Regions from separate parts of the Homo sapiens genome. Here region 2 is linked to region 1. Evidence: chromatin loops called from intact Hi-C (ENCODE). Cell type or tissue: ascending aorta. All regions are shown on one strand. Each heading gives the region's core, and the rest is flanking DNA. Links, peaks and the distances in the headings are about the cores only. Region 1 overlaps BBX (BBX high mobility group box domain containing). Region 2 overlaps BBX (BBX high mobility group box domain containing).

Region 1 (16,279 bases), core at 4,495-12,494:
TTCTCTCCCTTGGACACCTAAGTGCAATGTCTGTATAGTACTTCTTTCTATTATATAGTCTTTTATAACCTGCTTAGTTTAATTTGCAGTTCTTTTTCTATTAGGTAAGTCAGTTGATGGGTGCTTGGGATTAGTGCTGAGTAAATAGTGCATTAACTTGTGGGATATTGATATAGGCTCAAATGAACTTTGTTTCTTTTTTGGACGATTTTTGTCTGTGTGTACATATGTGTTTCTGTGTGTTCTACATCACTAGAATAATTTTAGTTTCTAGTGATTTGGCATTTGTCTAAAAAATGTAATCAAAAAAGGAAACAAACCTTTTAGACAAATACTTTTATGTAAAAATAATTTTAAATTCATTTGTAAAATTTACCAGTTTTTCTGTGTACTTATAGACTAAAGGATATGCTATTCAGCAGTGATATAATTTTAATCAGTTTGTCAGTGTAATTGTTTTGTCCACTTTTGATTTCAGTCTTCCCTAAAAGCTATTTATGAAATGACTCAAACTCAAAAACCTTGTATATAAGGAATTTTACCTGTGTATTTCTTCTTAACATTAAGATCAATCTAATGATTGTGAAATTCACTAGTTGAGGACAGTATGAATATATTCAGGCATGGCTTCCTGCATTTAATGCTACTCTGAAAGGTGTTGGATCAATTAAGTATTTTTATATTGAAGTCTGTATTCCCTCTGATCTCTATTATAGAGAAGTGTGTTTTCCTAGGAAAATAAATGGATCTAAGGCGGGGAACTTGCTCATAACATTTCTCCTAGGATCTTCATATATTTTAGTGTAAAATATTCATTTACTGGATATTCTATATAAACACATAAACATATGTATATATGTATACATGTAATTCTTTCATAGAACCTCTTCAAGATGCTACAGGACTTGTTTATGCTAGAAAGTTTACTAGAAAGTCTATTTTGTGCATGTCTGTATTCCCAAAATTTAGAAATAGCATCTGGTACATAGAAGTTGCTCAGTAAACGTGATGAATTCGTATTACAGGAATTCACATTTCATTAACCTATATTCCACTGAACTTGGTGTTGATAAGCATCTCCTGGTCTACATGGAAATTTTTCCCAGACTTCGTTCAGGGAGAGGAGTGTTCTTCCAAATTACGGTCTCTTTGTGCCTTCAAGTTTGCCATTAGTTTTATAATCAATAAATATTAGTGGGCTGAGAGCTTAAAATGCAACCACAAAAAATTTCTCTATACCTGTTGGCTCATTTGTAGCTTACATTGAATCAGCAGGTGTTTGTTAAGATTTATTAGTCTTCTAACAAGTGCTTTTCCAACACTTCATCAGCGACCCTGTGAGTGGAGTACATGTGAAGGTTGTGAGATTTAAGGCAGGCACTTTGGTTCATGTTGGGCTTTAAGAGATGCAATGTGATACCTGGCTTCAGTTAATGTGTACCAGAAAGGTTGACTGAAGTCAACATTTAGGTGTTTTGTTCTGGGATGTATTTTTAGGATATTGCTATATTCAAATTGATCTATGAAGCTGATAGACAAGAATATTGTGTTTGTTTTGTATTATCTTGTATAACCTGCTTAATTTGCAGTTGTTCTGTCTCTGCTGTGGCTATATTACTATTCTTATAAAACGGATGAGTTATCTAATTGTTTCAGTGTTCTTAACATTTACCGTAAAGCAATTTATTACCAAGCGTCTCCTTATGACAGAAATGTTCTGTTTTAGAGTATCGAACATTACCATAGGCACTTAGAATGCCCTGGTTTCTGAGAGAGCCAGCCAGATGTGGAGGAACTGGCTTCCAAAGGGGCTTAGCAACCTACTGTTTATGTGGTGAGCACTGTCCTAATAAGTTGTGCCACAATAATTATACTGAAGAATTGCCAAATAAGAGAAAAATTAACACCTATCAAATGTGAGATGTATCCATGTGCAGAGTAGTATATACCCTCCTGTCCATGCAGGTAGCACCTGGATGGACATGAAACTCCGTCCATGCCTTCAATAGAGTTTTTGAATACCACTATGTTTTCAGCATTGTTAGAGTTACCAAATCATTAAATAGGTGTATTATAAAAGTTAATGAAGAAAAATTTGAAGTCAGCAGCTATTGTCAATCCCCTTAAATACCAAACCTCTTTTTATAGCAATCATTTTGTCAGGCCATTTGGAAGGACAGAAGCATACAGATCATCTTTCAATTCATTTGGTGAAGTGAACATTTAAATAAATCATAAAGTTTTCAGGTTTGAAAGTTTAGTTCCTGTTAAAATGCTGGGTGTTGCCTGTCTTTATTATTCACCTAGAGTTTCACTTTTTAGAGAACAAAAGATATATCTTTCTAATAAGGCTATTATATCTTATTGATAGTAGAAGTGTTTCAATCATGTCTCTTTTTATGAGTTTTTCCCTAATCAGCAAAATTATAGATTTTTTTTTTACTGGCTTTCTGCTATAATAGAATATTTTATACATTGGAGTTTATTATGTGCCTCTGAAAAAATATTTTAGAACTTTTACTTTCGAATACTTATAAAGATCTTGATTCTTACCTCTAGATTGTCAGCTCCAAAATGCTCACTATTGATTCCTGATATTAATATGGGTAGGCAGAAACTTAAGCGTTTCCTTATAGGAGACAGATCTAAATGGATCACTTAAAAAATATGTTTTTGTTTTGTTTTGTTTTTGTTTGTTTGTTTGTTTTTGACTGTAGGGTGATCTCTTAGAAACATGGGCTGTGGAGTCAGATAGACTCAAGACTAAACTAACTCAGCTGTTTACCGTAACTGGGATGTGGTAAAGTTACTTAGCTTTATGTGAAATGGGGCAAATACCTGCCATGTAAAGTTGTTAGAGGATTAAAGGTACTAGAGGGTATAATGTCAACCCAGCATATGGCAGGCACTATTAAGGAAATGTGTTCTTAAAATAGGCAGCAAGTAAAAAATGATCTATAACTTTTTTTGCTTCTTAACTGGTCCTTGAAATTTAATTTCATGTTTATTGCTATCTCTATTCACAGCAAGAGAAATGTCCGGCTTCAAACTGTACATTTTTACTATGTTGGGAAAATCTTTATTGAATACAAGATGGACTTGCTTTCCTGACGATTTCATTAGGAAAGAATAAATTAACATTTACTTTTATTGTTGGATTTCTTAAAATATTTTCTGTACAATTCTAAGTGATAGAAGTTTGATTTTATTTTAATTGTACCTCCCCCAATTTTGCAATTTTAGTAAAGCCCAAACGTATGAAAATACTAGGAAATAAGTCATTTGTCATTCAGTGGATTATAGTTATTTAAGAATATTATTGCTACCTGCTATTAGTATTAACAAGATTATCAGCCCAAACTATGTCAATTTTTTAAGCATAAGAACAAATTTATATAGTCTAGATAATTTTCTTCAAAGACTATAATTATTTGAACAAAACAAGGAGATATCGTATGATTCTTAATGAGAATTCACTAAGTATGGGAACTTAAAGTATGATAATTAATTTTTTTTTTTTTTTTTTTTTTTAAGAGATAAGGGCTCATTCTGTTTCCCAAGCTGGAGTGCAGTAGTTTCATCAGAGCTCACTACAGACTTGAACTACTGGGCTCAAGTGATCCTTCTGCCTTAGCCTCCCAATAGCCAGGACTTCAGGCGTGTGCCACCACACCTGGCTAAGTTTCTTTAAATTTATTTTATTTTTTTTTTTTTTGAGACGGAGTCTTGCTCTGTCCCCCAGGCTGGAATGCAGTGACACAATCTCAGCTCACTGCAAGCTCCACCTCCCGGATTCGCGCCATTCTCCTGCCTCAGCCTCCCAAGTAGCTGGGACTACAGGCGCCCACCACCATGCCCGGCTAATTTTTTGTATTTTTAGTGGAGATGGGGTTTCACCGTGTTAGCCAGGATGGTCTCGATCTCCTGACCTCGTGATCCGCCCATCTTGGCCTTCCAAAGTGCTGGGATTACAGGCGTGAGCCACCATGTCCAGCTAAGTGCTATTTTTTAAAAATATTACACACTGATAACTATATAAATATTTAAAAAATTTAAATAGCTCATTCAACCATGATCTTATTCTGTTATTTAATTCATAAACTTGAAAAGAGATGCAAAATTTTCCTTCATTTCAAGTTAGTGGTTTAACATTTCATAATTGGTCCAAGAGAAAAAAATATTTTTTCTCTATCTTCAGAAATGTTCTGTGAAAGTATTTATTTTCTAATAATTTTCATGCACATAAGCATAAAAGCCAGTACAGCTTGGTCTTTGTCCCGTGTATCAATAGCTATTTTGTATTAATTTTGAATATCTCTCAACAATTAATATATCTAAACTTGTTTTCAAGGTATTTTAGTACTATCTATGAAATACTTTGGTTCCTTCTAAAAGCTGCTTCTTATTTAGTGTGTATGTGTTAGGTGTTTGTGGTTCTTTTATAGCAATTTTCCCTTTTCCTTGTTGAGTATGTAAACATCCAAACCATAACCACCATGGATTTTATAGACTTTAATTGTATACTTTTAAAATTATTAATATATATTGAGAAATCTAAACCTTTCCAGACTGCTTGTGAGAGTTTGTGCTCTGGATCGTTATCCCTCTTTAATCTTTCTCCTGCTCTGTTCTGTTTCTTTTTAGAACCTGAACAACGTATAGTGGTCTCACTGGAAAAATGTTTTCTTTAAAGATAAATAATGTATTTTCTATTCCTCTGTATAGCTAACAAATATTTACTAATTATCATGTGCAAGGCAGTGCGTTACACACTGTCAAGATCAGGATGTGGTAATATAAGGCAATGTCTAGGCACAAAAGAGGGAGATATACAAATAAACTTCAAGTTCTGAGGAAGACCTTAAACCCCACTTAAGGATATCAGGGAAGACTTCACAAAGAAGAGGAAATAACAGAAGTATGGAAAGGTGAATAGACTACTTGGGCCAGTGGGATGGGATACATGTAAAGTTACGGTGGGAAACTTTGGTGTGAAGGCAGAGATGTAAAGAGGGTCTTGAATGTTAAGGTGAGTTTACTTTTTTTTCCCCTCAAAAGGCATATGGGCCACTGAAAACTTCTGAGCAATGGATATAAATGAGATGGAACAGAAGGAAAAAAAGGTAGACATTGGAAAGACTGGTTTAGGGGGCTTTACTATTATCCTAGGTAAGAAAACATTCATTCTTCTGTAGTGTGTTGACAGTTGTAAAAGGGGCTATTATGAGAGACATTATGAAGGTTATACTCTGGATCTTGAAATATTTTAGATTGAAGTATTCCAAGTTACAGAACTAGTCTTTCCCATTTACGGGGCAAAAGTTAATGGATACTCAGTTTTAAGGATTCCTTCAATGACAATTTTCTAAAACACTTGATTCCTACTACTATTTAGCCTCTGTTTTGTGTGTTTAGTTATCGTAAATTTAGCTTTCACTGTGTTTCTTGAATATGAAGTCTAGGTATCTGTCACCTGAATCAATTTAGAAACTATTAATCTACAGAACTTGACAATAGACTGAACTCATTTTGGGGATGTAGAGGGACAGAGAGGTTAGGAGGCAATGGAGGGTATTTAAAAGAAAGTCAAAGATAGGTTTTTAATTTAAGTGTGGGTGTTCACAAGAGTGCTAATATTGCCATCAGAAGTAAGGAGCTACTAGTATTACTGATTTGTGGGAGGGGGAGGTGAAGTTTGGGATGGATTGGATTTGAACACACAGGATATCCATGGCATTATATTTAGGATGTAGTTATAAATTTGAGATGAGGTTTGGTAGAGATTCAGACTGAACATAGGTTTAATAGAAGAGAGAGGTAAGAGCTGAAACTTTGAAAATTGGTGAAAGATAATATGCCTAAAGTGGAATTGTTGAAAATACCCATTCTTTGTTAAGGGAAGTCTAAAGGAAAGAAATCCAATCAGATCTGTGGTGGGAAAAGCAGAATAGTGCTGTGCAAGATGGGAAGACTTTCAAGATTGACAGTATTGAAAATTTAGGGATATCTAAATGCCTGAAAAAAGTTCCTTGAGTTAGTAATCCAGGGGTGAATAACCTTTGGAGAAAGCAGTTTTATAGAGCAGTCAAAGAAGTAGCCATGTTGTATAATCTTTCCAATATTCCTTCTTTGAGTGCCAAGTTCTTGATTTTCTTTTTAGCTGAAACTGTGTGTTGAGTCACTGTCTTCGTTGAGTAATCCATAATGATTTACAAATCCTCTCCCTCGGAGCATAGAACTCATCTTCTATAAATGTAGTTGTAATATTCTTTAAATATGTTACCTTAGACTATTTTAAATCAAAGCTCATCCAGGTATTAATATCATTTCCTCAAATGCACTGAAGTGATTTTCTTTAAAATGCCATCAGCAAACAAATACTTTCAAATGCCTTACTCATAAGTCTTATATTTATTATAATTGGCATTACAGAGGAATGAATAATAAATTTCCTGTCATTGTCGACTCTTCTTTCACACTTAGTGAAACTTAAAATAAGGCCTACTCTTTTAATAAAGATCCTTTAGAAAGCCCTTTGGAGTATTTGGGCCAACTGCATATGCAGTTCCTAGTCTTAAGAAACAGATACATAGCCACTTTGGTTTTCATCTTCAGAGAATGGTGGTAAAGATAAACAAGACTTGCCCTAGGTAGTAATGATGATTATGATTAAAAACTACAGCTGTTATTTGTCTTTTGTGTGCTAATTTCTTTGTTTGTGTGTGTGTGTGTGTATTTTTCTTCCTTGTCTTCACAGTGAGCCTTAAATGTAGGTGTCATTATTCCCATCTTATACAAGAGAGAACTGAGTCTCAGAACATTTAAATAGCTTGTCTGAGCTTCTTGACTTGTTAAAAACAGACCTGAGATTCAAATCCAGCTCATTCTTGCTTTCAAAGACTATATTCTTTGCATAGTCTGTGCAGTTTTATGATGTATCTGAAATTTGACCTGTAACACCTTTGATGGCAACTACTGACCCCAGTTTGGGAATTCAGTGCCTTATTACTTTCCTCCCCTTTTCTACCAACTTGAAAGAATAGATCACTACTTTCCATTTGTTTAAATAAATATATTGTCAAATGCCGTTATTAAGTCAGGCATTCTTCTTTATATTTAATAGTATTATATATATTTAATCTTCACATCAGTCTGATGAGAGGTAGGCATATTTTCCCCCAACATTTTATTATGAAACTCACATACTCTCCACCTAGATTTGGCCGTTAACATTTTATTATATTTATTTTATTACATATCTGTCATCTTTTCATCTCTCTATTCCTCATCAATTCAACTTAATTTTTGATGCATCTGAACATATAGATATCACTACAGCTCCCTAAATGCTTCAGCATTTATATTATATAATATTTATATTAACTAGAGTTCAATATTTATGTATAATTTTTTGATGTAAGTCTACATTCATTGGTAGCATACATCTTAAAAGTACATTTTCTGAATTTTGATAAATGCATACACCTGTGTAACCCAAATACCTATCAAAATATAACCCATTACTTAGTACTGGTAGGTGCTTCTTTTTCTTCTCATTTTTTAGATGGGGAAACTGAAGAACAGAGAGGTGAAATTATCTGCCCAAGGTTACGCTGCTAATAAGTGGCAAAGCTGGAATTCAAACTCAGGCTGTCTGGCTGCAGGGTTTGTTCTCCTAACCACACCACCACACTGCCTGTAGATTATCCTCACATGTTTGGGTATCCTTTTACATTCATGTGCATGAATGCACTGTTTATTTTTAACGTAAGTGTGTAGATACAGAAGTGGTACCCTGGGTTTAGTGAGACTAGAAATGCTGTTCTAGAAATGCATCAGTTCCTAGCAAGAGGTTTATGGCAGGATAAATTAAGAGGGACGTATAATATGACAGATTCCCTTCGTTGAAGTAGTAGGGTGAATCTCTATGTAATAGCTCTGTCTTAACTGGCATCCTTGATTAATGTTTCCACACATAGCAGTGAAGAGATAGTGAGTTTTCTAATGATGACACTGAGGTTCAGGAAAATCCTCAAGTACCACTTGAGCAATTAACCGTAAATTATGTTCAGTATAGCTTTGTATTAAGCATTTTTGCTCTTTTATAATTAGTAGAAAATTGTTCATCTGTGTGTGATATATATAGTATCACTCATCTAGATATCTCAGACTCTGAAATAATATAATTGACTAATTTGGAATTTATAAGTTAAATTTATAAGGTTTTTAACAAATATATTTGTAATGGAATTATTTGACTTTTCCAAATAAATTGCATAAAGATGTAAGGATTGCAACAGTTTATATTAAAATTTTTTTCTGGTTTGCAATACTTGGGTGGCCTGATGAAAAGAAATTCTTCAACTTTAGTCTCTTTCCTGCATTGTGTTCATACCACTCATATTTTAAAAGTTGACCAGTACTTTTTGTTCACTTCTTAAATGATGAAAAAGAAGCCATCATGTAATTTTTTTAAATCGTAAGTATTGTGCAAAAAGCATTAAAAAAAAAAAAAAAAAAAAAAGCATGTAGCTCACAAAACCTATCCAGTCACTAGAGGGCAGAGCAGTACTGTACTTTAGACCTTATTTGAAAATTTCTGGTTTAAAAATTGCTGAACATGATGGAAAATATATTGATACACAGTTGAATAGAAATTTCTTTGTGTTCTTATTGTCTTATTTTGCTGTAAAATCCAATAACATGCTTATACTTTTATCAAAGGAGCTTTTCTGGCAATTCCATTGAATGTTACTAAAAAGGCATGATTATTTAGAAGAGTTTAAGTGCCCCTCAAAAGAGAATACTCGTGCATACAAAGAGCAATACATTTTATAATTTCTACCCTATGAAGTACCCTGAAATTGGATTGCAGTGTAGACTTTAGGTGAGACATTTGAGAGAACAAGTAGTTTTGAGCACCGGTTCTTTACTAGTGCTTAGCTCTAAGAATTCATTGAAATGCAGAACATCAGTTTATCTTTCCAGTCAGCTGAAATGTGTTGAATCATTAAGACTGAAATTACAAAGTTGTAGAAGCAAATAAACTAATTCTAGCCCTTTTTAAAAATTTTTGTCAAGTGACTGTTCACTTAATTTCATTTCTGTTCTTAATTTTTTTATCATTCTGATATTTTTATGCAGATTTTTTTATGGTATATCTTAAAAATATCCTAGTGAGTAGTGTGAGTAATTCAGTGTCCCATAAGATAGAAAAATTTTATCCTTAATTATGTTTATTTGAATTTTATTTTACAAAACCAGTTTGGATTTCTTTAATATTCTACTAGGGACAATATAGGATACCAGAAAAAGCAGTGGATTTTGGAATCAGAAAATTTGGGGGCCTCGATTATCATTCATTTGCTTGTGTCTTGGGCAAGTCACATTACCTCTCTGACCTTCATTTTCTAAACTGGGAAAAATACTTCCTTATTTATAGCTGGGTTGTTTGGAGGATTGTGTGTGTAGATGTATCTCCAAAGATGAAACCCTGTGAAGATGAATTTTAATAGGTAAAGTTACAAGCTCAGAAAAACCATGGCAATAACTTCAAAATGGTTGACGGTATCACAGATTTAGTAACATGAGAGCACCTATTACATGAGTAAATAGAACCAGAAATGTGGTTTCAAAACCAAAACCCAAGTTCAGATTGCCAGCTTCCTCCCTGTCTGTGATTTCTCTGGCTGCTTAATCTCTCCATTAACTTCTGACTCTTTTGCTCCTCTCAACTCTTTATTTCTGTCCTCTGTTTATTTCCATGTTTCCTCTCTCTGTGTTTCTCCTGACTGTCTCTGGTCTCTGTGTTTTTCTTGTCCCAGGCACCCTCAGGAAGACCCCAAGCCTCTAGCAGTACCTGGTATCATCTCCAGCATGTTATAGATGTGGAGGATTCACTGGGATATTGAGAAATACCAGAGGCGAATTGTTCCACTGTAGTAAGTCATTCAGCATTTGTTAAGTGACTACTGTTCACGCAGCATAGTTGGTGGTCCTTTTGGGGAAGAAGAATTTGTTAGGACACAGGACAGAAGAAATAAATTTGTAAACTCTTGTCAGTGGTTCTTGCAGGCTAGACAAACATGCAAATGAAAAAAACAATGACAAATTAAAAAGCTGACAGATAATCATATAAACGAATTGTGTTTTATGTGTGCTGATGGGGCCTAGGGTTAATGGAGTAGAGAAAGCCAAGTGGTATTAATCAGATTTCCTGCATGAGTTTAAAATTAGGTTTTGAAGTACATTTGGAAGAGAGATGAGGAAAGAGAGAGTGGAAGTGAGTAATTTCTGTGGGGCTTGGCAAGCCTTTTTGCTTCCCTGTGAGTGAATCCCTGACGGTGGCGGGTAATGAAATGAAAGTGCTAAGTTTCAGTCTCCCAACAGCTAACTTTACTTCCAGTCTTAGAGAAATTCCAGTTATGAAAAGAAGTACAGCCAAGTTGAGACTTTCCATAAACATAATTGGTATCCGCTGCCAGTTTAGAATTTTTAGGGTTTAAGTGTAAATTGTGATTATATGAAGTAATAAAGAAGTACTGTGACATAAAATTGATACAGACCATTAGAACATGGTTCAGGGATGCATTCTGAATAACATAAACTGAAATAGTAAGCTGAAATATAACAAGTCTGGGTTTTTTTTTTTTTTTTTTTGCATTAGAAATTTATTTTTGCTGTTGTATTTTTAGACGGTCCTAGCTAGTAGATGCATGCTTTTCACGTTTGGATATCAGAGTTGGATATGGTTTGAATCCCAGCTGTACTAGCTTTTAAACGTTGGGCAATCTACTTCACAATGCTGAATCTCAATTTCCACATGTGTAAACTAACACCGGAAATATTTACCTCAAAGAGTCCTGAGTACGTGCTAGGTACTTGCTACTCGCGGATACTTAAAAATACCTTTAAAATTGTTTGTTAAATAAATATGTTATTTCTGAGAGCTTTTTAAAAGTAAGAATGCTATATATACAAGAATGTTTGTATATACAGAAAATGCTATAGATACAAGAATATTTATTGTGCATGGATATTAATGACCCTTTGTACCTTCTGCTAATAAAACATTAGAAAACTGTGTTTCACAGTAATAACAGGTATAATGTCACAATACTGAATTAAATATTAGAAATGGTGAATTAGACTCTCTGTATGTCCCTATGGTCTGCAAGCTGAATATGTGCCTTTAAACAAAAAATTTTATTAACTTGAGAAATAAGTTTGTGGCTATAGTCAGCACCCTATTATGCTACCTTCTCTACCATTGTCTGTGTTTATAATTCTGCAGTCATATCTTTAGAATCATGATGAATCTAAACTATGATAATTTTTTTTGCTACCCTACACAAAAATATTTATACTATGTAGATAAGGTACAAAGAATAACATTAACACGAATAACTGAGAACCTACCACTAGTTTAAGAATAGAACATTACCAGTTTCTTTGTAGCCCACAGTGTGCCCCACCCAGATTCCATTGCCTCTCTTTACCCCCTCATCACAATCCTTAATGTTGAGTTTATTACTTCTGTGTTTTTCTTGGTCGTTTTTCTCATACTTATGTACCCCCTACATTAAATTTTGCCTGTTTTTAAATTTTATATAAATAATACATACTACATGTTTTCTTCTGCAACAACTATTTTTCCTGCTCAACATCGTATTTGACTCATTCCTGCTTGTCTTTGTAATTCATTTATTGTCATATATGTATAATCTTTTATTGTATGAAAATACCATAGTTTATTTACTTTCTTTTAATGGCTATTTAGCTGTTTTTCTTTCTTTCTCTTTTTTTTCCTTTTTTTTTTTTGAGATGGAGCCTCACGCTCTCGCCCAGGCTGGAGTGCAGTGATGCCATCTCGGCTCACTGCAAGCTCTGCCTCCCGGGTTCACGCCATCCTCCTGCCTCAGTCTCCCAAGTAGTTGGGACTACAGGCACCTGCCACTGTGCCCAGCTAATTTTTTGTATTTTTAGTAGAGACGAGGTTTCACCGTGTTAGCCAGGATGGTCTCGATCTCCTGACCTTGTGATCCACCGGCCTCGGCCTCCCAAAATGCTGGGCTTACAAGTGTGAGCCACTGCGCCTGGCCTCTTTCTTTTTCTTTTTCTTTTCTTTTATTTTTGTCATTGGAAATAAAGCAGCAGAGGAAAAGTTCTTGAGTCCTGTATATGCCCTCTTTATGTACATATTACTTCTTCAGGATATATGTTCAGGAGTTGAATTGTTAGGTGATAGGATATGCCCAACCTGAAATTCCACAAGATAATGCCACGTGGATTTCCATAGAACTTGTTACATTTTATGCTCCCACTAACAGAATGTAAGTATTCTCTCTCTCTGGCTCCTATAGTTCTTTAAAATTACTAGATTTTTGTTTAATATGTTCACCATATCTTTAGGAATGATACTTTGCATGAATGTGACTATATCCGAGCAGAAGTTTAAAAATGGAAAAGATTTTTTAGTTTGCCTGTAAACATCATCTTAACAAAAACCCTGATGACCCTCATTTTTTAAAAGTTAGTTTTACTCTTTGTGGAAGCTGCTTTTATTTTTGTTTCCCAATTGTCACTCATACCTTTTCTCAAACTCATTTAAATCTAGACATCCTGAAATAGCTGGATATGTGTGCTCACTAAATGTTTTGCCTCCAGAAAACCTTATCATAAGAATAAATGTTCTCTTGCAATAAATGAAAACTGTCAGCTGTTTCTGACTTCTAAGAAATACAGTTTTTGCAGAGAATGTACATTTCTTTTCTTTTCCCCCTAATTCTTGTTGAGATAGAGAAAGAGTGACCCACAGAGGACTATTTGCAAGCTGCAGCGCTTTGATCAACCCATCTTTTGTTCTGTATTGCAAAAGTTCCAAAAGCTTGAGTAAATGACTCAGGTCCCCTTTTCTGTCCTTCGCCCTCTTTTGTTTTTGTTAGCCAATGATTCTTTTGGTATCTGATATTTGTACACACTGTTCCAATTTTAATATCAAAAGTTCCTCCTAATCTCGTAATGGGTACTTCGTGTTTTATAATTTTAATTGTCTGATCTCAATATTTTGCGTTTTGTCAAGCTTGCTGCCACTACTACATGTATCTTCTGCAGTTTCCCAGGAAATATACCAGGATCTATCCTATTTCCTGGTACTTATTCAATGGGTATTTATTGAATGTAGAAAGGAAAGATGTAAATACAGTCAGCACTGAAATACCTTTCCCCTGCTGAGCTACAATAATTTCCCTAAAAGCACTAGGCCGAAATCATGAATACCTTAAATAGTTTTGCTAGTAAGTAGCTTTATTAAACCATAGCCAGTCATTTCTTCTTGAGCTTTACTCTACTTTTTTTGAAAAATTAGAGTGGTAGACCAGTGAACTGTAAGATTCCTTTTGACGCCACAATTTTGTATTCTATCTTCTAATTGAAATGAAAAACGCTTTGTCACTGTCTGAGCACCACTACCAGAGTCTGAATCTATCTACCTTACTGAGCTTTAGGCCCATAACTGTGTCACAGCAACCTGCCAGTGATTGTCTCTCATAACCAAGCAAGTGGGGGCATACATTGAACTTCTCTTCCTCTCTTTGTTCTTTAGGGTTGATTTGTTCTAGTATAAAAAATGCCTTTGGCTTCCCGATTTCATTTATCAGGCAACCCAGGCATTGTTCTATGCTAATGTCTGAGTTCTGCCTTCTTGCTCCTTCTTCTCTTCCCTCAACCCGACAGCCATGCCCAGGGCAACTCGTCCTTACCTTTGTTATTTGCTATACAGCATAACCCCATGTCTTTTCTCACACTCTAGTTACCATCTTTGAGTCAGTATTGATTCTTTCTGTTGGGCTTTTCCTTGAAGTCGTTGAGTCTGTCTGTATCTGGTGCTGAAGGCAAGTTGTTTCTTCCTTTCTATTGTGGTTCCTCTGCTTGGGACACCTCAACTCCAGGTGAATGGTGAGTGACAGCCTGACTTCTTTCCTTGCACCTTCATGTAGTCTTTCCATTAACTATTGCAGGGAATTGCTAAACCACTTTCAAGGAGTTATTTGACTCCAGATTCTCACGTGACTAATATTTCCTAAATGTGTTGCTGGTCCTGGATTCATCTTGTGAGTACTTTTGAACTCTGCACCAGAGGCAAAAGATGCCAGAGATCAGGCTACAATGGGAAGGGGAACCAACTTCCTTTTAATTCTCTGTAGACTGTAACTAATCACTCCTGAGGGTCCTGGACAGAGAGCTATGTATTTGTTCTTTAACAAAGGTCAGGTATAGACTCTTCCTCACCTTTATTCAGCGATACAGAATGTGTACATTTCTGTTGTGCTTAGCCAGTGGACACATTACGCTCCTCATGATGTTAATAGATCTGGTTTGTGAACATTCCATTTAAGTCTTGCAACTTTTAGCATAAAATGAGAAGGCAGGAGAAAAATTTTACAACTAAAAAACAAGGAAAAGGGGGGAAACTTCTTTAGTGAAGGATTTATTTTTAATAACACTAACTGAATTCTGAATCAAATTTGGAAGCTTAAAAATTGTGAGTTTTTAATATGTCAAATTATTCATTATTTTTTTTGAGACGGAGTCTCGCTCTATTGGCAGACTGGAGTGCAGTGGCGCGATCTCGGCTCACTGCAACCTCTGCCTCCCGGTCCCGGATTCAAGCAATTCTCCTGCCTCAGCCTCCTGAGTAGCTGGGGCTACAGGTGCGTGCCACCACGCCCAGCTAATTTTTGTATTTTCAGTAGAGACGGGGTTTCACCACGTTGGCCGGGATGGTCTCAATCTCTTGACCTCATGATCCACCCGCCTCGGCCTCCCAAAGTGCTGGGATTACAGGGGCGAGCCACTGCACCCGGCCTAAAATATAAAATTATTTATTATTGAAAGCCTAGCTGTTAACCTCCTACCCCCAGCCTCCATACACATAAAACACTCAAGATTCACTGGGCTATACAGCCATGAGGCACAAGAAGCCAGACTATCTGTGAGAATTCACCCCTCCTAACTAACTGCTTACTTGACAAAACTGTTAAGGAAACGTATTATGCCCAATGTTCTGTTCAGAGAAGCAGTTAATACCACCCTATCTCAAGAAGAACAGATTACTTTTTGTTCCTCAGGAATTCAAGGAGAGAAACATTCTTTTATGCTTATCAGGGAAAAAATGGGAGAAATTACTGACATGAAAACTTTACTGATAGGAGAATGTTCATTCTGACTGTTATTATAATGTGTCTTTGATTAATGTAAAAGTCTTGACCTGTTAAGTATTCACATTAATATTTTAAATTATCAGTGATAAAAGTTTCTTTTGTAGTATTAATTCACTTAATATTTTATTAATTTAGACAGGCTTGAAAGTGCTTCATAAAACCTACAACACTCATTTAGTATTCTTATTTTAATTTAATGTCTTCTGAAAGCCATATATTCTCTAATGATTTAAGTTGCAACAAATATTAAAAATAAACTATATTATTAATAAAATAAGTTGGACCATCCTTAAGTACAGTAGAAAAATTTATAAATATATAAATATGTGATACAAAATTTTCTTTCTGATGATGCTAGGAAATGCATTTATGATAGATTCTGTATTGGATGGGCTTAATTTGGAAAAGGTTTTATAAATGCTAAATTAAGAATAAATTTTGAACTGCATATTTTTTACTCTTATTATCTATTATACAGTAAAGTTGGTAATAAATATAAAAGTAACTCAGCATTGAGGTTTATGTAATTATCCAAGGAAGTATTCTAAAAATAGATTTATCTATATTATTAGAAAGTATTTTATTAAAATAGTTTTGAATAGTTTCATTCAGATTCAGGTCTTGCTTGAATAACAATATTCATTTTGTCTCGTAGTTTGTATTTGAAATTTAAAAATTGAAATGTTTAAATGGATCTGTAATTTTGATGAAAAAGAAGTGAGCAATGAATCTGTTTTCTTGAATATTTTCTAGTATTTATCTTAGCTATAAAAATTTACATTTCCAAAAGCCTGACTAGGTTTTATTAAATTTGAAAAATAAGTCGCTGATTGTTTTTGTAAAAACAATGGAACAGAAAGTAGAGCAGCTGCACTTTAATATTGATATTTATTTTGAGGAATTGGGACCCTTCTAGGAAGCTCACCTACATATTATGTTGTTGAAAATTACTAAATATGGTTTTCTTCTTCTATGCAAGTGCCAAACTGTTTTCTCCCAGCAAATCTTAACTCAGAATCTGTGTGTTTCTTTTGTGCTCAGCCAGTGGACACTACTCC
Region 2 (16,279 bases), core at 2,979-10,978, 130 kb after region 1:
GTTGACAAAGATGTAGAGAAATTGGCCTAAGCTTTATTATTTCCTTTCTTCTGGCCAGGATGGTCTTGATCTCTTGATGTCGTGATCTACCCGCTTTGGCCCCCCAAAGTGCTGAGATTACAGATGTGAGCCACTGCACCTGGCCCACCAACTGTTGAATGAATAAACAATCCATTAAATGGAATATTATTCAGCCCTGATACATGCCGTAGCATGGAGGAGCCTTGAAAACATTATGCTAAGTCAAAAATCACATTATATGATACTATTTATATGAAATTTCCAGAATAGGCAAACCTATAGAGACAGAAAGGAGATTAGAGGTTGCTTAGGGAGAGGGGGAATACAGGTATAGGAGTAGTAGTATTAAAAAGGTTTGGAATTTATTTTTGAGGTGATGAAATGTTCAAAAATTGGTGCCGGTTGCAAATATCTGAATATAAACACAAGTTTTATACTTTAAATGGGTGAATTGTATGGTATGTTAATTATATTTCAACAAAGCTGTTTTTAAAAATCAGTTAAAACAATAGGTTTGTGAGGGAACGGGAGATCAAGTGATGGGCATGGGGTTGGCTTGCAGTTTTATATAGAGTGGTCTGAAGATAGTTAAGTAAAGCCTTGAAGGAGGTGAGGAAGTTAGCCGTGCGGACATCTTGGAGAAGAACATTTTCTAGGCCATCTTGGAGAAGAACATTTTCTAGGCAAGGTAATGGCTGGTTCAGAGATCCTAAAGTCAGGAACACTGAGACTACATGTGCAGAGGACTGCCAGGAGGCCCATGCAGCTAGAGAGACTCAAAGGAAAGGAGTGGCAGGATATGAGGTTATGGAGGTAATGGAGCTCTGGATCTCTTAAGTCCTCGTAAGATAGTATAAGATTGCTGACTTTTCATATACACCCAATATAAGAGGTCTGGCTGGGGTGATGCATTTTTGAGTCTTCAACCTATAGCTGGTATTTATTTTATTTTATTTTATTTCATTTTATTTTAAAGCCCTGACAGTAGAGGTAATCACCAGATGAGTGAGAATAGAGACAAGGACAAGGGCCAAGCCCAGAGCTTTCCAAAATTAAGAGGTCAGGGAAAATAATAAGCAAAGGAGAGAGAGGGAAATATCAGTGATGGAGAAGAGAAAAGAAGAGAAGGTGGTATCCTAGAAGCCCAATGAAGGAGGCATTCAAGGCAGAGGGTGTGGCTCTAGTGGTCAGAAGCTACAGGAACAGCCTGGTGCAATAAGGACCCACAATTGGCCTTCACAGCATGGGGGTACTGGATGACCCCTTGAAGAGCAGTTTTCCATGAGTGGCAGGGCAGAAACCTAGTTGTAGTGAGTTTAAGACAGAATGAGGCTGGGCACAGTGGCTCACACCTGTAATCCCAGCATTTTGGGAGGCCAAGGTGGGCGGATTGCTTGAGCCCAGCCTGGGCAACATGGTGAAACCCCAACTTTACAAAAAAAAAAATACAAAAAATTAGCCAGGCATGGTGATCCCCACCTGTAGTCCTAGTTACTCAGGAGGCTGAGGTGGGAGGATTGCTTGAGCCCAGGAGGTGGAGGTTGCAGTGAGCCGAGATCATCCCACTGCACTCCAGCCTGGTGACAGAGTGAGACCCTGTCTCAATAAATACATAAATAAATAAATAAAGACAGAATGGAAAGAGAGAAACTGGAGACAGCCTAGGCAACCCTTCTGTGGAATTTTTGCTACAGAAGGAATGAAGAACTAAGGCAGTAACTGATGTGAGGGAAGTTAGGTTAGGAGCCACCTTTTTCTTTTCTAAGTTAAAAGAATTTGTTTGTATAGTGATGGAATGGCCCATTAGAGAGGGAGAAATGATGGTGTTGAGCTGGACAAGGAGGGTGGGGCTATGCCATGGGTGGAGGAACTGACCAGATGGGAGCATCAAATGGTTCACCTGTGGCCAGAAGGCAGAGCATGTAGTTGCAGCTGTTGGTAGGTGGAGAGATGCCACCGGGGCTTTGGGGAGGTCAGTGCTGTTGCTGGTATTTCTGATTGTTCACTGAAAAAAAAAAAATCTCAATTTTGTTTCTTTATCTGAGAAAACTAAGAATCTGAAACATCTCCCCCTTCCAACCAGAATAAAGTTTTTTGGCAGATATTTTCTCTTTTTAAGTCATTTTTTCTTCTTAGATTATTCTCATAAAAGGCCAGAAAGCTATCTAATGCTGTCGGGTCAACTGCTGTCCTGAAAGTGCTATCCTTGTTGTGAAAAGCAGTTTCATTGGAGAGATAAAACACATATTCCATCCTTTCCTTCATGGTATTTAGGAGTCTAAAGTAAAATCTTTTCTCTATTACAGACTCTAGCCACTTTGCTGTTATTGGTTGTAGTTTGTTTCTACTCACTGTATCTGCAGTTTCTGCTTAGGGAGTCCCAGCCCTAATGGAGGCTTTGCCCAATACATTTCTAAGGAAAATCTCACTGGGTTTAAATAAGCCTAAAAAGGGGGCTAAGCACCAGTTAAGTAGGTGAAGATGCAAGATGACATTTATTGAGATTCAATTTGCTTATTCCACAGGAGGGAGGAGGGTGGAATTGTTGAGAAATACACAATATTTTTTATGAAACATTGTGAATTTAAAATATATTTATATTAATATTGTCTGTAGGTCCTTTCCAGTCTCAGAAAAAGAACTTATTCCACAAAATTGTCAGCAAATATAAGCACAAAAAGGAGAAGCCCAATGTTCCGGAAAAAGGTATTGGTGCCCTCCATCCTCCATGAAGGGTTCTTGGTCACCTCCATTGTGATTCATCTTTGAGTAATGCTCCCATGCACTGCCTTTGCCTTGTCCTCCCCTCTGCTTGCTTCAGTGCCATCAGCTCCTGACGCGGGTGTTCTCATTCTTTCCGGACTCTGCAGCTAATGCAAATCTCCTTCACTTGGATTGCTGTTCAAATCCATATTTGTCTCTATTTTCAGAGCCCCATATGAATCCTAAAATTGCCTCTTCTCATCTGTATTTGGTGCGTTTTGCAATTCAGTCTTCTTGACCACTTATCCATTTATTTTCTTTGACTATTCTTGGTTTTCACATGTTTGGCAGCCCTTCATACCATGACCACATTTTCCTACTTCATGAAATCTTACAGTTTCGTGTTCATGTGAAAGTGCCCCCGTTTCTGTACTTCCTCTGACACTTGGGGATTCTTGCGGACCTTTTTCTCCACTCTTAAGTTGTAACCTGTGTCTCTTCTTCCACCCCCCCTCGTTTGCCAGGCTCTTGTTCCGACCTCTTTCAGTCACATGCCTGTTACTTGAAAGGGCAGTAGAGACTGATTGTACTCTGTCCCCTCTTTACTCGGAACGTCTGTCTCATTGGTATGATCTTGATGGGCCTTTAAACCTCTTCAGGGCTCATCTTAAGATCTCTTTCTTCCCATAGTGCAGGACTCCTATTCTTATTTCACATAAAAGATAAATCTTCCCATCTGGCTCAGTGCAGCCAAGTATTCTGTAGGTCGGGTTTTCTTTAGCATCTCCCTGCATGTTAGTGTCGTGACTACCATAAACCAACTCATCCGGTGCCCATTTGCATCCTACTTGCATGGCCAGATGTGAAGCATTCCGTGTTTCTTGAATGAGGCTTTAAACGCAGCTGTCTCCTGTGTGTAGACATGTGTGCCTGTATGTTCCTGTATGTAACCTTTTACTTACTTTGGGCCTTCTTTTCACTTCCACTTCAGCTTCTTAGTTTTGTTTTGTATATTGATATTATTTTTTCTTCTGCTTACAGTAAAGAAACATTATTCATTAGGTGAAAACATCAGCTTTTTTCATTCCGTTTTACTGATCTTCAGATTACTTTGATTAAAGTTACAGAAATAATCCAACACTATATTTCATAAAAGACAAAAATTTTATTTTTAATCCATTTTCTGTACAGCCTCATTATTTTAGTTGGCAAATACCATTTTAAGAATTAAGTAATTGACATAAAATTCAGCTTTATTTGTGTGATGTTTCAAAAGTTAGTTTGTATATCATCTTGTTTTTGTAGTATGGGGAATCTACTAAGAGTAGAGTTTCACTTTTCTTTCCTTTTCTGTCATTGTTTTTAGGAAGTGGGGATAAATGGTCAAACAAGCAACTCTTCTTGGATGCCATTCACCCTACAGAAGGTAAGACAAGCAATGTTATTTAATTTGAGACAATCGGAGCTGGAAATGACATAAGTTGTATAGGTTTTTAAAAGGTATAATTTATATAGGTTTAAACAACAGCACTAGACTTATGTGTTCATAATTAGGTTATTTTTAATTTTCACATCAAAGCTGCTATTTGGGGGACTCCTGCCAAGGGTCAGGCAATGTGTCATGTGGTGTTTAATCTGTTAAAGGGCGATTTGTAACCTTTGAATCGCATTAATCAGAGATTGGAGTTTTTCATAGCTAAATGTATTCAGCATTGCAGTTCATGTTGCAGGCAGATGCTTATGCCCAGTGGGAGCTGGAATAACAACCTGGTTGGCTGGGCATGGGCAGGCCTGCAGGAGTAACTTCTGACCTGGGTGTTTTCCTAGCCCATTAAAATAAACACCCCAGCAAGGCACAGTGGCTCACGCCTGTAATCCTAGTACCTCGGGAGGCCAAGGCGGGCAGATCATGAGGTCAGGAGTTCGAGACTAGCCTAACCAACATGGTGAAACCCCGTCTGTACTAAAAATACAAAAATTAGTTGGCTGTGATAGCGCATGCCTGTAATCCCAGCTACTCAGGAGGCTGAGGCAGGAGAGTTGCTTGAACCCGGGAGGCGGAAGTTTCAGTGAGCCAAGATCGTACCACTGCACTCCAGCCTGGGCAACAACAACAAAAAAGAATAGAACACCCTGAGGCTTATGGGTAGCCCAAGAAAAATCCAATATTAACTAGTCATGTTATAGGTCCTAGGTGCAGATTTGATTTTGAAATTTCTCACGGCCATATTTATTTGTGACTTTATATTATTACTGTTAAGCATTGAGCCCTTAGGTGAAGCCTAATTTCTTCAATGGTTAAGAGGCCACCTCTCCCTTCTTCCTGTTGATTCTCTTTTTTTCATTGCAGATATTTTAAAAGAGCTGACATTTTTGTAGGGCTTAATTAGGAGTCACTTCATTTGAAAACTAGAAGGGATTTTAGAGATGATTTGTTTCAACTCCTTTGATTCACTTATATCCAGAAATGGGAACTTCATGACCTAGTCCACATCTTTTGACTCTCAAATATGCTATCATTCCTTTACTGAAAATGAGAAAAAAAATGCACAATTGACGTAAGTCACTTATCAGAAATATTCATGTTTTTAAGATAGCTAGCAAAAATGGTCAAGTTTGAGTTCATGTTAAACATAAGTATTTTTGATTTAGTAGGCATCATTTACATGAGCCACATCAGCTTCCGTGTCATTTTACTTTTACAGAAAACGCCAGCACTACATCTATTATCTCACTTGTTGATTCACATTCACAGCCTCTATGGAATATTCTGCTTCAGTGCTGGCAAAACAAAATATGAATTCTGCTGTTCACAGCATTAAATCCTAACATCCTCAAATTGATACATTAGCTCTTGTATATTTTAAAAATATATTCCATATAGTTTTTTTAATGTAAGGCACTGATGAACTAGCAGAAGAGTTTGAAGGACATTTAGGACCACTTTACTCTTTACTTAAAATGTTTACTCTTTACTTAAAATGATACTGTTCTAAGTACTTTGTTCTGTTTTTTTAAACACTGAAAACCCTACAGAGGTACCAGAGCAAGTGCAGTGTGGTAGAAAGAGCACTTACCTGGGAGTTAGGAAATCTGGGTTCTAGTCTCAGACCTGCCACTAATCAGCATTTTTCAGTATGACAAATTGTTTAACCTCACTAGGATTACTCTCCACATTGGTATTAAGTACATATATAATTTGTGTGTTTAGAGATTGGGTGAATGATGAGATGTAGTAGTACACAGACTGTAAATTCTGTTTCCCCTCTAACACTTGATAATGATTTTATTGCTCTGATATCTTGAGTAAGTATTGTGTTACTAGAAGTACTATATTCTGTAGCCCTAATTTTCTGCTTTTGGGGGCAGAAAAGTAAATCACTTTTGAGTCTTACAGGCAGTCCCAGGCTTTAGCAGAAATATAGTTATAATTGGTGATATTTAATTATATTTATTATTAATGTATATGAAACAACTTTTGGAGAATATGCACTGAAAAATGCATGTCCATTGTTTAGTGTAGAGTACAAACTCATTTTATGTGGCCAGGAAAAACAGGAATCAATTTGAGCATCAGAAATTACTAGTAATTTAAAGTAACCATTTTTGGTTTTTCATTTTCTTACTATCTCCAACATTTACTTGTTTGTGTAGTGACTATGTGCTTTGTGAGTTTTCTAGGCCTTTAATCCTCTCTCTCGTCTATGACTATATCACTGCTTATTGAAACTTCACCTTGGAGAGGGTATAAATATATGACAGAAAATATAGCAATAATATAGAATAATTTAAACATGTCTAAAATTAAAATCCTGCTCAAATGTTAGACAGGCATTGTTTGTAGCTGATGTCTTTAATAGAAATATTGAGTCAACTGATGCTATATAACTGTTCAGCTATTCTGATTTCTTCTAAAGTAGATGACTTCAAGTTCACTGTGTTTTCTTTATACTGCCCTGTGTACAGGCACCTTGCAATCTTTCTTTTTTTTCAAAATATCAGAAATATTTAGATGCTTAGTAATATGTTTAAATGCTAAGTTTATAATGTGTCTTAAACCCTGGGCTTTTACAATTCAAAATTGTTAAACCACTTTTTGAAATTTCGGTATATATGTATTAAAAAAAATTGTCCACAGGCTAGAATTAAAGGTAGGATTTTCAAATAAACCAAGAACACTACCTCCTACCTCTGCCACTGTGTTTATCTTTCCACCTAGTTATGGTGCCATATGCTCATGCTTTAAGCTAGAAGTTTCTAATTGCAATAATAATGATGATGATAACTAATACTTACTACCACTTTATAGTTTACAGGGGGCTTTCATATATATGTATATATTTTTTTCAATTTCATCTTAACAGCATTCCCAGTGAATTAAGGAGGGTTTATCAGCCCCGAATACATGGTAAGGAATTATGGCCTGAGCAACACAAGCAGATAGGGAAGAAACCATATCTCCATTTAAGTACATCAGCTACTACATTTTCCGTTTTTCATATTTGTAGACTTTTAACCCTCATTTGGTTCAAATATTGAAAATATAAATGGTATTTCACAACGGGGAAAAAAAAAACCCCAAAACCTAGGACTAGGAATCTCTGTTAAAATTCACTTCTTTGCAGTGTATAAATCTAATTACAGGCAGGAAAATTCTGGTTTATAGTTAGATTTTCACACACGATCCACAGTGCCCAATCTAACTCGATCTCTTTTCTTAAGTTTGAAATAGTTGCTATATAACTTCAGCAAAGTCTCCCAGGATGTTGGATAAGGCTCATTCGTTTCTTTTTCCTGTGTTCTATTCAGCATCTGACTGCTGTTTCAGCTCATGGGAGACCTACCAAAGGCAATTAGATTCCAGATCTGGCTATAATAATTTCAGTGCAAGTTTGAAACCCCAGTTGGAATGTGAATTCATGACTCTGGAGCACTCTAGTGGCCTCATGGGGTACAATACAAGAGCAATGCTGCTTTCCCAAAAAACCTACTCCACATTTTGGGATCAGATTTTGGAAAACAAGACGGTCTCTTATTGCTACATTCCTGATGTGGCTCCAGGAGTGAGCTTGCATCATCACTCTCAGATGATACGCACCAAGTGTGTTATGGTTATTGTTTGGGTGTAAAAACTAGCCCAGTGGATTTGTTCTGAAGTGTTCGGGTAGTTTTGTGTGCTCAATTAAAAGCTGGAAAAGAAATGACTAATTTGTTTTGGAGCCACAAAGCCTTTCTTTTCTTACATTTCCATTAGGTTGCGGGTTGTCGGGAGGAACTAGCTTGCTATCTTTGTACTCAACTTTTGTGCTTGTTTCCCTCTCTGAACTTTTTTCATCTCATGTCCCTCACCACCAAGCTTTTGTCTGCTTTGCCAATGTCGTTGGACTCAGATCTACTGTTTTGTTCCAGAAAATTACTTCTCGGATACAGTCCCATCTGCCTTCCCTAATTCTTCTGTCTTAGGGGAAGGGTCTCCCTGAGGGCTGATCCTGAAGGCTGTCCTCAGTCTAAACCACCAAACAAGACCATACGTTCTGGGGTTAACCCTTGGGTCAGAACATTAGTCTGGACCCTTATCCTCTTTCAAACTCTAGGAAGGTCACATTACATACCTTTTGCAAATGTGCATCATCTGCAGGGCCCATCATTGCATTTTGATGTAATAGTAGGTTTAGAGGAGACCTCTGGTTAATTGGCATTACCTTCTTTTGGGGAACTTATGAGAACCTCCGACGTAGTCTTTTTTTTTTTTTTTTTTTTTTTTTGCCTCTTCCACTTGGTCTGCAGTCTGATTCACTCCTTTACTTTCCTCCAATATACTGACCCTTGGGACTTGGGTATTGCTGGCCTGCTTTGGGCCCTCAGGCTCTTTGCCTGCTGGTTTCTGAGCTTTCCATAGTCACAGTCTGGTTTTAGGCAGAAACTGTACCTCCATTTGCAATCAACCCTTTTGCAGCTGTGCCTTACGCTTCTTACTGTGTTTTTACCAATTCATCTGGAACAAACTAGAAAAGGAACAACTATTAAGTAGAAATGAAACCATTTGAAGGCTCACCAAACAAACAAAAACAGTGCTAGTCACAGGAGTACTGTTTCCCAGCCTATGACTCTGGAGCTGACTGGTGGTTTGTTGTTGTTGTTGCCCCTGGCCAGATCTCTGATGGTAGCCTATGTAGCAAAGTTATTTTAGGGCTAGATGGCTCCTTTAAAGCTAATACAGTCCAACCTCCATCTCTGAATGAAGAAACAGAGGCCCATGGTTGGTTGGACTGCTGTTAGTAAATTTAAAAGTCAGTAGTAGAATTCTGGTCTCTCTGTGACTGTTACTTCCATTACCCCATGGTCTCTGTGTAAAAAGCAAGTCATCTTTCCCAACCGACTTGGCCTTTTTCTGGTATCCATGCCTTTTCATTGACCTCCTTGGTTCTTCTTTCCGCAGTCAGTTCTAATGTAAGATATGATACACCTTTCCATCTTTGGAACCCCACTATATACCCTTATTTCTACATGTTCTGTACTTTCCTGGGAAGGGGAAGTAGAAAAGGGAAGAGGTTAATGTTCTTTCTGGAATGTCCATCCACAATGTGGTGATTCTATTGGAGAGGTAAACAAGACTCCTGTAATCAGAAGGGACAGCTGATGGATCTGGATAAGAAATTCGAAATCTCGAAGCTTATGAATGTGCAATAGATGTTATTTAATGCTCATTGTAAATTCAGATTTTGGGCTTCTTTATACTTAAAGGAGGCTTTGAATTTTAAGGCTAAAATAGAATCATGCATCTTCTTTGGAGTGTTTCTTACCGAATTATTTTTTATTTTGCTGGAAGCTTTTATTGAAGTTTAAACTAAAAAAAAAAAACTTAAAATATGTACCACCACTGGCCTATGTTAAGCTAAATATCAAAGTATAAATATTCTAAGACTAAGTATAATAACTGAGTAAATTAATCCACCATTGAGGTAGATCTATTTGACCTGGGAATAGATCTGCAATCTAAAAGGAGTATGTTTTCTGACCTTTGATTACTTACTTGAAAAGGTGTTTGGGAGCATTGCCAAGTAGTTTTTTAAAACAACTGTTATCTTAAGCCTGTCTGCACACAGCCATCTGTTATGCAATATTGAGGTAAGGCCAAACCACAAATGATGGTGTGATTTCTGCTTTACATACTTTCTTTTGATGTAATTGAAATTATTTCCCACTTGTTTAGGAATGTGAAGCCTGGAATCAGCCTTTCTTTTGAAACATCTTTTAAAGACAAGGTGCCATGATTTCCAGGACAAATAATCTTATTAATTCATAGCCTTCTTTCTTGAGGATGTACCTAAATCCATTAAACACCTAGATTAAACATTTTAAATGAGGGCTGTGCAAGTGTTTATACCAACAAGTTCATTTTTTCACACCCTGAGTTATTCTTGCTCTAGTTTTTTTTTCCTCTTAGTTTAGCTTTTCTTCCAAATATATATATATATATATATATATATAGCTTTATTGCCAATATCTACCTTCAGATATGCCTCCTCTGGATTTAGTTTGCTTAGGGCTTGTTATGTCTGACATTAGTTTTCTGACCCACATTCTCCTTTTCTTTGTCAAAAATAATTTCTATGTCTATCCTAAGAAATTGGATAGTTAAAAATTATGAAAGTGCATCTTTTCCCGGCTTAAAAGCCCTTGGGTCACTGGAATTTCTTTAAAGTCCCAATCATAAAACTCAACTATGGTATACCCCTAAACACTTACTAAACTCATATCTACACATCTTGTCTTACTTTTAAGTTAAGGTCAGGAGGGGGTAAACTGCTAAGAAAATGAGTATGTAAGAAAAGACACAAGCTTCCCCAATCTGTGTAAACCAGGAGAAAAGTCTGTGGTACAGGTGTCTTCCTTGCTCTTGACAGAGTGACTCAGAATATAGGAGTGTGCTATCAAATGATTCATTGGGGTTACAATTAGGATACCTAAAACTAGCCTCTCCACAAGCCAGGATGACATGTGGGACTTCATTAAATTATCTCACTAAGTGTATTCCTTGTTTTAGAATTCAGTGAATGAAAGAGAGTTTCTTTCCTTGGCGTGCTGGCTTCAACAATGTTTGTCCTGTCCTTACTGCACAGTCAATCTACATGAAAGAAAGTCAGGCCTCAATTTCTTTTCTGATCAATTCAACCTGGTGCTTAAAAGCAAATGTCCCAACCATAAATATAAATTTAAGAAGGACATATTTAATTTTAGTGTCCTCTGAAGAAATTTCTTTTACCATCCTCTCTAGGCCAACTGGCCAAAAGGATCTCTCAGATAGGGACCCTGATCACAACTAGGACATAATTTACAAGAGGACATAATTTACTCAGATTTACCTAAATTATCGTCCCCACCAACGTGCAACACCCAGAGACTTAGAAAATGTAAAAAAGAGGGGGTGTCTTAATTCACTGCATTTAATTTATCAAAGCAAATATCAATTGGTAGTAAACAAGTTAGGGGCAACGTTTTATTTCATTTTTTCCATCAGTACTTTGAAAACTCTGAGTGTAAATTCTCCATTCAGACGGGTCAGAAATTTAGACATGTTTCCTTCTAAGAGCAATTTTGGTGCCTTCTGTTTTTGTGCATAACTATGCATGGTATTTCCTATTTCAGCCATATTTTCAGAAGACAGAAACACCATGGAGCCTGTTCATAAGGTTAAAAATATCCCATCCATTTTCAACACTCCAGAGCCAACAACAACGCAAGAACCTTTGGTGGGCAGCCAAAAGAGAAAAGCAAGGAAAACCAAGATTACACACCTTGTCAGGACAGCAGATGGCCGGGTATCACCAGCAGGAGGTACTTTGGGTAAGAAGAGAGAGCTTTAGACCAGAGGTGTCCAATCTTTTAGCTTCCCTGGGCCACACTGGAAGAAGAATTGTCTTGAGCCACAATGAAATACACTAACAATAGCCAATGAGCTAAAAAAAAAAAAAAACAAAAACAAAAAAAACCAGGCCAGGCGCGGTGGCTCACGTCTGTAATCCCAACGCTTTAGGAGGCTGAGGTGGGTGGATCATGAGGTCAGGAGATCGAGACCATCCTGGCTAACACTGTGAAACCCCATCTCTACTAAAAATACAAAAAATTAGCCGGGCCTGGTGGTGGGTGCCTGTAGTCCCAGCTGCTTGGGAGGCTGAGGCAGGAGAATGGCGTGAACCCGAGAGTCGGAGGTTGCAGTGAGCCGAGATCGCGCCACTGCACTCCAGCCTGGGCGACAGAGTGAGACTCTGTCTCAAAAAAAAAAACAACAACAACAAACACAAAAAAATCTCAGAATGTTTTAAGAAAGTTTACGAATTTGTGTTGGGCTGCATTCAAAGCTGTCCCCAGCCACATGCAGCCTGCAGGCCATGGGTTGGACAAGCTTGCTTTAGACAGAGATAACCAGAGCAAGCAGATGACCACCATGTCAGCAAATGACTGTAAGCAACTGTGGTTCCTACTGAAAAATGAGTCTATTCTGCAGCTTTCTACAGACCTCCAAACATGTTTTATTCCATGTTTAAAATCATAGCTAGTTTTCCAAGAGCATATCTGAATTCCTAGAAAAGAAAGGTAGTTTTTAGGACTGTCATCTTCCCTTTATCTTTCTCAATGTGCACAAAAGCAATCTTAATTCCAGGAGATCCTATACTTTTAAAGATACTAGATGAATCAGTATTTGACCATGGTCTGCTGTTCGGGTCACTACAAGCCAGATTACCAGGCATTCAAACCAGTAGATTAAGCTTAAAATGCATCCAACATTCACTTCCTATATAACTGGTTTAGACCATGCAGGGAGCCTGAGAATGCTTCTGGATTTCTTGAGTTATCTGATTTAATTCACCAACTGGTGAATTTCTCCATTTTCAATCATGGCCTGTTGTCTGTTTGCTGTTCCTGGTAGCCTCTTTGGCAGTAGAATGACCGGAGGAGCCCAAGGTAAGGGGTGTGGCCGAAGAGTGATACTGAGACCCCCCGGCCGCAAAATCTTGGAGTGCTATACCAGCTAGGTACTAGTGGCCTTGGCTGTTGCCTTTCTGCCTCTCAGCACCTCCGCAATTTTATTTTATGTGATTTGGGTTAATCTAGGTGTTAATAGAGGGGAACTGTTTGCTTAGTTAGAGGACAGTTTATGAATTTTGTGCACTTCTTTTGTGTGTTTTGAATATTTAGATTGTTAGAAACATAGAGTATATTAAAGGCCCTGATTTTGCCCTGTCATATAAGAGAAAAAATTCAAAGAGGTGGAAGTTTTTGTTTGAGTACATTCAATACAATAGAAGTAGAATGAGGACTAACACCTAGATGTCCTGATGTTTAGCCCAGCAGTCCCCTCCCTCCTTTTCTGTCCAATCTGAGTTCTGTTCTGTGACTTTCATTTTGTAGATTGTTACATCCACATTTGTTTTCACTTGGAGGAGGAGTGAAGAAATATGAGAACAGTCCCATTTACATAGAAAAGTGTCATACCACTTTTGTGTCCTAATAGATAATATTTAAAGCTTTTATCAGTCATTTTCTATATTTACAATTTTTTTAAAACTATGATAAAAATTTCCCTTCTCTATAATGGCTACATAAGAAAGAAAGTATACTCATTTGTAGCAGGCATACTTGCACAGCATTTCATCCACCTCTTTGTAAAGACCAGAGGGCTTTGTCTTCTCTCCAGTAGGTCTTTAGAACAAAATAACAACTTGGGCTCTCATTAGAACTGGTTAATGTGCTGTATAGGCCATCCTAAGTGTTGGTATCACAGCATACCCAATGTCCAAGTTGCCATAGTAGGGCATGCTACAGCTTCATGAGAAATGCTTAGTCAGTTGGGTTTTTAAGGGCTCTTTTACAGCATCTACAGGCCCCTCTACAGAAGTCCCTTGGGTTTTATTTTAGCTGAGGCTCATTTTTCCTTCTCACTCCAAGACTGACCCATTCTTTGACCTCAGATAAAACACAGCTTCTCTTCAGCTCAGCCTCAGGGCACAGTGCTGTCCATAGTTGCAACTAAGCTTAATAAAAGAGCTTTGTTACTGAGGAGAAGAGATTCTGTAAAAGCCTTAATATTCGATGGATAGCAAAAGTGAATGGTAGAGAATGTTAGCTCTTTTCATGTTGACTGGCACAGCGTTTTCTATGTCTCTTCTCTGGAGAGAACAGAGTGATCCTCTCATGATGGATTTCTCTTTTGTTACAGATGACAAACCAAAGGAACAACTGCAGAGGAGTCTCCCTAAAGCAACTGAGACAGACTGCAATGACAAATGCTCACACAACACCGAGGTCGGGGAGACGCGGAGCAGTACTCCAGAAATGCCTGCCGTGTCTGCGTTCTTTAGCCTCGCTGCGCTGGCTGAAGTGGCAGCCATGGAAAATGTGCACAGGTTAGTGGTAGAAGGTGGAAGGAGAAAGCAACATGGAAACCAGATCAACCTCTTTGATGTGATTTGTGACATTTTTTACAGGGCATTGGGGTTCAAACTTGGTTCAAGAGCACTATTGGTTATATGAGGTATTACAAAAGCATATATGCTAATTAGCAGTGCGGGAAAATACCAGGGAATATAGTCAGCCAAGTATTTTATTTTGAATATGTTATCCTGTGGCTAAACTTCATTTCCGTAAAAAGCCTGAGAGCAGGGAAGCAGTATTATCTGACCAATGAGCTTTGGAGTCCCATTGCAGACTGAGGTTTGAGTCCTAGCTCCATCACCTGCAAACCGAAAGATCTTGACCAAGATTATTAACCTCTCTACCCTTGGTTTTTTTCCTCTAAAAAAACAGGGGCAGGTGGCACTCATTTCACAGAGATGTTATGTGGGGTAACTCTAGCATCCCAGTGCTGGTGTGTGGAATGCCCCTTATTGGTGATGGTGTTGGTGCCATCACCAGCCATCAGAAGACAGTGCAGTTCAAGGGAAAGAGCATTTTGGCATCTGACTCATGGCAGCCAGAGGCCTGGATTTTTCTTCAACTCTTCTGTGATTTCCTACAAAGTAATTTTTTTCTCTGGACTTTAGTTTTCTCAGCACACATTGAGCATAGTGATATCGCCAAAGAATTACGAAGTTGTAAGCATCAGACGAGATCATAGATGTGAAAACCCTTTGAACTCAGCGAAGCCCCACAGAAAGTATATTAAGTTCTAAGTGTATAATTGGGTATTCTGCTACTTAATGGATCCTTTGGGAAGGCAAAAAAGCCTGTTGTAAATTCAGGTATTTTATATTCCTATTCAAAGTGGATTACCCATGGATGAGCTGCTTTCTTAGACTTTCAGTCTTCAGTACAAAAGAGCTCTCAACCCAGTGCAGCTTGTGTAGCCAGCTGTAGGCCCCATGCTCCTTTTTGACATCCAGGTAAACCTGGAGTCCCCTGACGTGAGCTTGGTTTGCTTCTTGCTATTTACCTGTCATATTACAGTTTGAGTACTTCCTCACAAATAGCCTCTAGATATTTCCAAGAAGTCAAATTCCTCTTTATGTGTACACTGCAAGTTCCTAATAGCAAGTGAATGCTCACAGACATTGTTAAAATTCAGTGAGGTCTCTGAGGGAGACAATGCACAGATACTTCTCCATTTGTGGAGTTGTGCAGTCAAGGATAGAGGACAAGCACATACACGTGCAGTGAGAACTTAAAATATCTGCCTGAATGTTATTAAGTGTCCCTGTGAATTGTGGAAATAAGAGGGAATCTGAGAATTGAGAGAGGGATAATAATTCAAGGGTAGGAAAAGGCTAGCACATAAGCAGCTTGGCTGCTGCCTGTGTTCTAAGCGTGGTCACACCGTTGCTCTGTTAACCAGCCCTCCATGGTTCCCAATTTGCATCAGCAGAAAGCCACAGCAAACCTTTCCAATCTCATTGTCTCTGCCCTCCACACTCCCTACCCTGCAGTTAGGTGGAATCACTTACCCCTTTCCAGATACGCCAAGCTCTTGCCTTGTACATCCTCTGATCAGGTGAACTGCTCTCCTTCTCCCCACCCTAGTCCCCGGTCCTCTTCTCTCAGTCCTCCTGATGCCCTAGGCTGTGTGTTTCTTGTTGCTCCTGCATGCTATGCTCACACCTCTCTCAGACCACATTGGGATGTATTGATTTGTCGATACTTCTGTCTACTTTCAGTATATTTTGAAAGCAAAACAGTGGTTTTATTCTCTATGTTACCAGCTTGCTTAGTTCCTGTTATAACAATTGATAAATGAACAAATGAGTGGGTGAATGAATAAATGAGGTAGTTTCTGAAGTATGACTGCCTAAGTTAGATAACAGGTATAGAAAAAATAATGTGAGTAAAGATTCTTTTTATTTTTTTTAACCTTCCATTAGAAAGAACAGTAATGATTACTAGAATTTTACCATCAACCTAATAAATGGTTAGTGTTCTTAATAGCTAGAAGGACAGATCACCCTGGAGAGTCTTAGCTGTAACTTGAGCCCCTACCTGTTAAAGCAGATCTACCCACCAGGCTTCTACCTGTAGGCTCACTGTTATTGAACCTGGGTTGCATACCAATGAAGTAAGCATT

The links. A loop is a pair of places that touch in the nucleus more often than their neighbours do. Peaks named below come from ENCODE experiments on the same cell type or tissue, not always from the same donor. Only the 100,000 strongest peaks of a DNase experiment are listed, where the experiment ranks them.
Region 2: it touches region 1 in a loop (4-fold over the local background); 3 of 110 quality-filtered maps call a loop at or near these places.

The regions. Positions count from the first base shown.
Region 1 is chr3:107,652,004-107,668,282 of GRCh38, forward strand. All of the region lies in intron 3 of BBX (BBX high mobility group box domain containing), which reads left to right. Among named protein-coding and RNA genes, the nearest start is that of BBX, 140 kb to the left of the region's middle. In ascending aorta, for the core only: a CTCF peak has its summit at 8,564 (motif pointing right); a DNase peak (open chromatin) is centred at 10,318; H3K4me3 peaks cover 1,292 bases; H3K27ac peaks cover 3,417 bases.
Region 2 is chr3:107,787,150-107,803,428 of GRCh38, forward strand. It overlaps BBX (BBX high mobility group box domain containing), which reads left to right. Exons shown (of 18, transcript NM_001142568.3): 14 at 2,638-2,727; 15 at 4,091-4,150; 16 at 11,374-11,571; 17 at 13,946-14,132. Among named protein-coding and RNA genes, the nearest start is that of LINC00635, 83 kb to the right of the region's middle. In ascending aorta, for the core only: a CTCF peak has its summit at 7,673; a DNase peak (open chromatin) is centred at 7,757; H3K27ac peaks cover 3,496 bases.